Regions from separate parts of the Homo sapiens genome. Here region 1 is linked to region 2. The links are chromatin loops, found by intact Hi-C in ENCODE. Cell type or tissue: PC-3. All regions are shown on one strand. Links, peaks and the distances in the headings refer to the core of each region. The heading gives the core; the rest is flanking DNA.

Evidence for each region. A loop is a pair of places that touch in the nucleus more often than their neighbours do. Peaks named below come from ENCODE experiments on the same cell type or tissue, not always from the same donor. Only the 100,000 strongest peaks of a DNase experiment are listed, where the experiment ranks them.
Region 1: it touches region 2 in a loop (2.1-fold over the local background); 2 of 110 quality-filtered maps call a loop at or near these places.

Annotation. Positions count from the first base shown.
Region 1 is chr4:73,946,183-73,949,111 of GRCh38, forward strand. No RefSeq gene overlaps it. Among named protein-coding and RNA genes, the nearest start is that of PF4, 34 kb to the right of the region's middle. In PC-3, for the core only: no CTCF peak of the experiment used is centred there; no DNase peak of the experiment used is centred there.
Region 2 is chr4:74,014,764-74,017,692 of GRCh38, forward strand. No RefSeq gene overlaps it. Among named protein-coding and RNA genes, the nearest start is that of CXCL5, 18 kb to the left of the region's middle. In PC-3, for the core only: no CTCF peak of the experiment used is centred there; a DNase peak (open chromatin) is centred at 1,448; H3K27ac peaks cover 2,416 bases.

The sequences.
Region 1 (2,929 bases), core at 282-2,781, 69 kb before region 2:
CACAACACCATATAGAGCAGTGTGAGCCCTTAAGAAATCAAAGCAGGTCCTAGAATGAAGACTGTTCATATAAACGCAATCTCAGTGTCCAAAATGTCCTCATAGCTACTGGTGCTCACAGGTACCTGTGCTGTCATTACAGTAATCCTGGTCAAGGGGTGGAAAGGTGTGCTAGAATGTTGTGTTGCTTTAAAACAGATCCTATCGTTAGTATTTCTGCTCCAATCTTTTTCATTTATTTCCTTTCTCACATTTTCCTGATTACTTAAATTCCATGGCAGAAAGGATACAAGAAAAGCCTTGGCCCAATGGAGGACAAAATACAAAGTGCCCCAAATGTCTTCATCCATTTCAAGCTATAATAAATGCTGCAAACTTCTAAATTAAAAAAAAAGCAAAACACACACATACACACACACACACACAAACCTGAGGCTGCTCTGCCTATGGAACAGCCGTTCTTTCGTTTCTTTATTTCTCTAATACACTTGCTTTCACTTAAAAGATAAATTACAAAATAAACTCAGGAATTTACAAAAAATTAACATGAAATTAAATTTTCCATATCTGACTTTCAGAAAGGAAAATACATCTGTACTTTACTAGGGGATGCACTTAGATGGGAGGGGGGTCATTTTTTACTATTGAGACAGATCCTTAATTTATTTTTCAGCCCCAGTTTTAAACACTTCATCTGTAAAAAGAAGTTTAAATATAAAGTCTCCATCTTATTTATTGTGAAAGATGTACAAAATCCATGACTGTATTAAAAAATACTTGAGCATGAGCCTAAGAGAAAAACCAAGAGAATTAAAGGGAAATTCAAATTTGTATTGGGGGTAGGAAATGACATATAACCTAAAGGTTATAAAGTATGTGACTAGCTCATGAATGATTGAAAGGCTGTGTGATTACCCCTTTTATTGTTACTCTTTTTGGGGGATTTGATGATAAACTGGCCTAGAAATATGAAAGTGATTCTTTAAAATTTGAAAAATGTAAATGTATTGTTTTGTTTTCTAATGGTAGTTGTAATACATGTTCATTTTATAAAGTTTACCATAGTCAGCAAGGCATGAAGAGGTTTTTTTTTTCTCTCTAATCTCTCTTCACGTTTCTCTATGAAACCTACTTTAATGGGTCACTGAAAATTTGCTTGTTTTTCTTCAATAAACATAGGAGTTAATAGCACATCATAGGTTTACATACTCCCATTCTGGATTATGTACTCTGCAGGAAAGCTGTAAAATCTCATCCCTGTTTGTCTCCAATGAGTCTGGTTCATACTAAGCACTCTACAAATATTTGTTGAAATAATGGATAAATAAATGGCTTTGGGCCACTGTTTTAGAATCAAAGTGTCCTGAGGTGAGTACATATGGAAATTGCCCTTGAAGGACAGCAGCATTTCCTTAGTATTTTTTTGCCTATTTCAACTCTCAGTACTGAATAAAACCTCTCAGTAGACCTAAGATGATACAGCTGGACCAGAGCCAGAGTTTAAATTTTAGAGTAAGAGCTAAGGAAAAGTATCTTACCTGGGACAGCTCATTTCAGAATATGAACCTTGGCTTAGATATCTTTGAAGCTAATTTCTGCCAAGTCCAAAGAACACACATGGGACCTGCAAAGGCATTCAGAGCCAGATTACCTGAGCTGCTTAAGTCTGGAACAGAAAAGGAGAAATGTCAGAAATAAAGCAAGAGAGTTTGTCACAGATGGAGCTGGAGTATCGGTGCTTGGCCTTTATGGATCATCTGTCTCATGGCGGATGGTAGGAGCCAGCTAATTCAAGGTTCATCATCTAGACAGAAAGTGAGTAAATAATAGCTACACTTCCGACACATTTTTAAATTAATCTATGTGTATAAGGCACAGTGATAAGTTTAGTAGAGAAGGTAAAGTTGGATAGAGTCCAGCTTCTAATGCAAAATTCTTATTTAGCCTGTCTACTTTCTTTGGCCGTGCTAGATTATTTATTTTTCGGTTTCTGGCATGATAATCTGATGATATGATCAGTCTACAAATACTTAAAATCATTCAGATATTATTGAGAATCATTCAATATATTAGATTTTGTCAGTTTTTTGGGGGGGTAAGGGGTGGTTATTGGCTTTTAAAAGCATTTTTGTATGTTGTTTTGCCTCTCCATTTTCCTAAGATCCTTTTCCGAACTATTTGGAGCTGATTATTAATTAAATAAATGATACTATGATCACATAATGTAAAAAAAAAAAATCTGAAATACAGGATTGCCAAAATTGCAAAAGAGTAAGGAAATGAGGAAACTTCTCTTGGAAATAATTACATAAGAAATTTGTTTTGGAGATTAAAACATTATTATGACTTTGGCATTCTGGAAACAACATTTAGGAAGTTGAGAGATGAATATATAAACCACAAATGAAAAAATAGCATACATAGCATAAAAACACAGACTTCAGCTAAGAAAAGTTTGAATAATCACAAAAACTTGATTTAAATATCATGCCATAGTATTTTCAATGTTCCGTATCCTCTACTTTTTCAGTCAGAAATATTTTTGGTTTAATTTTTTTTTCTTTCTGGGCTGTGTCCATATATTCAGAAGAGACATCTGAACAATACTGATTTCAGAGGGATGGTTCTGCTGGTGTGTGACTGAGCTAGTTCATTGACTGACATTTTTGAAGTAGTTAAGGATACTAAAGAAATATGAGATTTAATTACATATTGTGGAAATTATGGTGAAAGTGGAGAAACAAGAACTTGGTTGTGTGTAATATATCATCTGTATGACGCACATTAGAGTAAATATCTATTATCATATAAGATTGAGTGAGCATATATTGTAGCATCTGTGTATGATTGGACTATGTGGATGGACAGATGAGGGGAACTCTTAACAGAGTCCGTAATAGTTACAAATGTGACTGTAATGAAACGCCAA
Region 2 (2,929 bases), core at 287-2,786:
CCTCCTCTGTGCCTAAAATATCATTATGAGCCCAAAATACACAAAATCTTAAACCTAGCACATTTTAGAGACTGTAAGAAGCTAGGTGGACATTTGGTATGTGACATGTTATTAAGTTAAAAAGTCAGTTATTTCCTAGAAATGACACATGAATTTATATTCTCATTGTTTTCTAATGCCTTAGTTTCCAGGTGGTTGAAACCAAGTTCCCCCAGTTATGTCTGATTCATCGGAACCCAGGAATGCACCACCTGGAGATCACCTGCTGCGGTAGTGTGTTTCGTCCTTGCCTCCATCCTGCCCTTTCATCACCATTCCTTGCCTCAGTGTCTAGGTCAACACTCCCTTGTGTTTAGGATTGAACAGCCCCAGAGGCTTGTCCTCCTCATTTATTCTCAAAGAAACCTCATTCATTTCATTCTTTCTCCTCTTTTTATCACCAAAAGGCCTATCCGGGGAGTGAATCCTCTCAGCTGCAAGTCTGGGACGGGACTTCATCCTACTAGAGCCCTAGCTGATTGCTTGATAGTTCTTTGGTTTACACCACAGTTGACATCCATAACAGGAAGTGAGGTTAGGCCTTTTTCTCTGTGGATGTACATACTTAGAGGGAGCCTTTCCAAGGTGTTCACTCCACCCTTCTTTTCTCTTTCTGAGCAAAATCTTTCCCTAGAGTCCCATATCAGATATGATGTAAACCTTGAATTTTACAGTGAAATGTTTGCTTCAAATTTAACCATGATACTGATCTGCTTCAGTGTCTGACTTAAAGATTCATTTGTTACTGGTCAATGCATCTAACATTGAGTTTTACGGAAAACCCCTGATACTTAATGACAGAGGTAAGAATGAGCTGCCTGTTGATTTGCAGTATGAGGTGTTAGAGTGCCAAATATGAGATCTCCAGTAAAAACAATATTAATGCCCAATTATGCATTTCCATGACTGAGATCAGCCATTTCTCAGAGAAGTTTTACTAATCTGGCTACTTTAGCTCTGTTGATACCTGTGATACAAATCATAGTATTTAACATTTTGGTAAATACTGAAATTGTGAATTCGCTCCAAATCCATTCAGGCATGTTTATGAATCATAGAAGCTCTCTAAACAGTATGATTGGATGTGAGCTAATATTTAGGAGATTTACCGACCTATTAAAAGTATGTAAGTATATTGGAGAAGTGGGGAAAAATAGAAACAAGAGAGAAAATGCATTACAATTTGTTCTAACAGAATTTTTGATCTCTTCACTCCAAGTATTGTGAGTGAATGTAAAAATATAATTCAATATCTACAAAATGCTATAATTCATCTGTTGTGTCTCCAAATGCCAGGGTTGTAAACAGATTTCTCACTTGTGCCTTTCTTTGTCATTTGATAGCCATGTTGACTAAAGTGAGTTGCTTCCCTCTGGCAATCATTGCTGATGTTGAATAAACTTGTTCTTAACCTTTGTTATGCTGCTGGGACACACAACACTGGATAATGGCATAAAAGACTAACAGGATGTGGTATAACTTGACGCACTAAATCCTCTGCTAAATCACACTTTTTGTTTTACTCAACTGTCTTCCTCTTTTCATTTGGCATTTCATCTGATTAATCTTACCTCTGTTCATGAAATATAAAGGTCTAGCTAGGTCAACACTAGAAAGATTATAGTTGTTGGTATTGTACTTGCCCTTTACTCTAAATAAGTATTTTAACAGACAAGAAAGCTCTTCCTTATCTAAACATTTGTGGCAGAATAAGCTCAATGTCTTGAGTTTTCTAAATCTCTTTTTTTCTTTTTCTCTCATAATTCCACACTAGCCCACTGCACCTTATCATATATAATAACAACTAATATTTCATGACAACTACTTTGTTCCAAGTGTGTTTTATGAATTATATTTACCTAATCCTCCCAACAGCTATTTTTGCCCATTTTTCTGGATAAGATTATAGAGTTTAAGAGAGGTTGAGTGACTTGGCTGAAGTCACGCAGGAAATTGATGGAGCTGGAATTCAAAACCAGGCCATCTGACAGCAGAGCCCATACAGGTAACCACTGCCTGCTATTCTTCATTGCTTCTCCTAAGGTTGGCTTTGCATGTCCACAGCTTCACCTACCAAGAAGAGGGATGGGAATTTGATCTTTTTCCAATGACAAGCAGACATGTCAGAGAAGCCACTGTGCACTTTCCAGCATCCTGCCACCCATCTGGTTCTCTGTGCCAAGCTCGTCCACCATCTCCTTTCTCTGTATACCATTCAATCATTCCTCAAAACTTTTTTTGAGTTTCTACTAATACCCAGCAATGCTAAAGACACTGAAGATATAGCTATAAGCCAAAGATTTTCTCTTGATGAGTAATTATTTTATTAGAGCTGACAATTGACAAATAAGAAAAAAAAGATTGTGTGTGTGGATGTATATAGGTTTACATATGTATTTTATATAGAGTGATCTGAGAAAGACTCTAACACAATGATATTTGAGCAAAACCCTTAAAGAAGTAAAGGAAAAATTATGCAGCTCTGGAAAAAAAATATTCCAGGCATAGAGAAAAACAGGTTCAAATATTCCAAGGCAGGAGTTTGCTTGGTATATTTAAGTAGCAATGTGGCTGAGCGGTATTAACAAGTAGTCAGGGACTGTAATATTGGAGGGTTGTGCCTTACAGGGTGTGATGAGAACTTTCGGTTTTCTTTAAGTGACATAAAATGCCATTTGGGGGATTTTTAACAAAAGAGTAAAATGATTTTTCTTTCTCTTTGAAAGTTTTTCATATGCTGTGTGAAAAAATAGAAAAAAGGAAAGCAGAGAAAGATAAAGAGAGGACAGAGTAGCCCGAGTGTAGTGGTGCACACCTGTAATTCCATCACTTTTGGAGACTGAGGCGGGCTGATCGCCTGAGGTCAGGAGTTCGAGACCAGCCTAGCAAC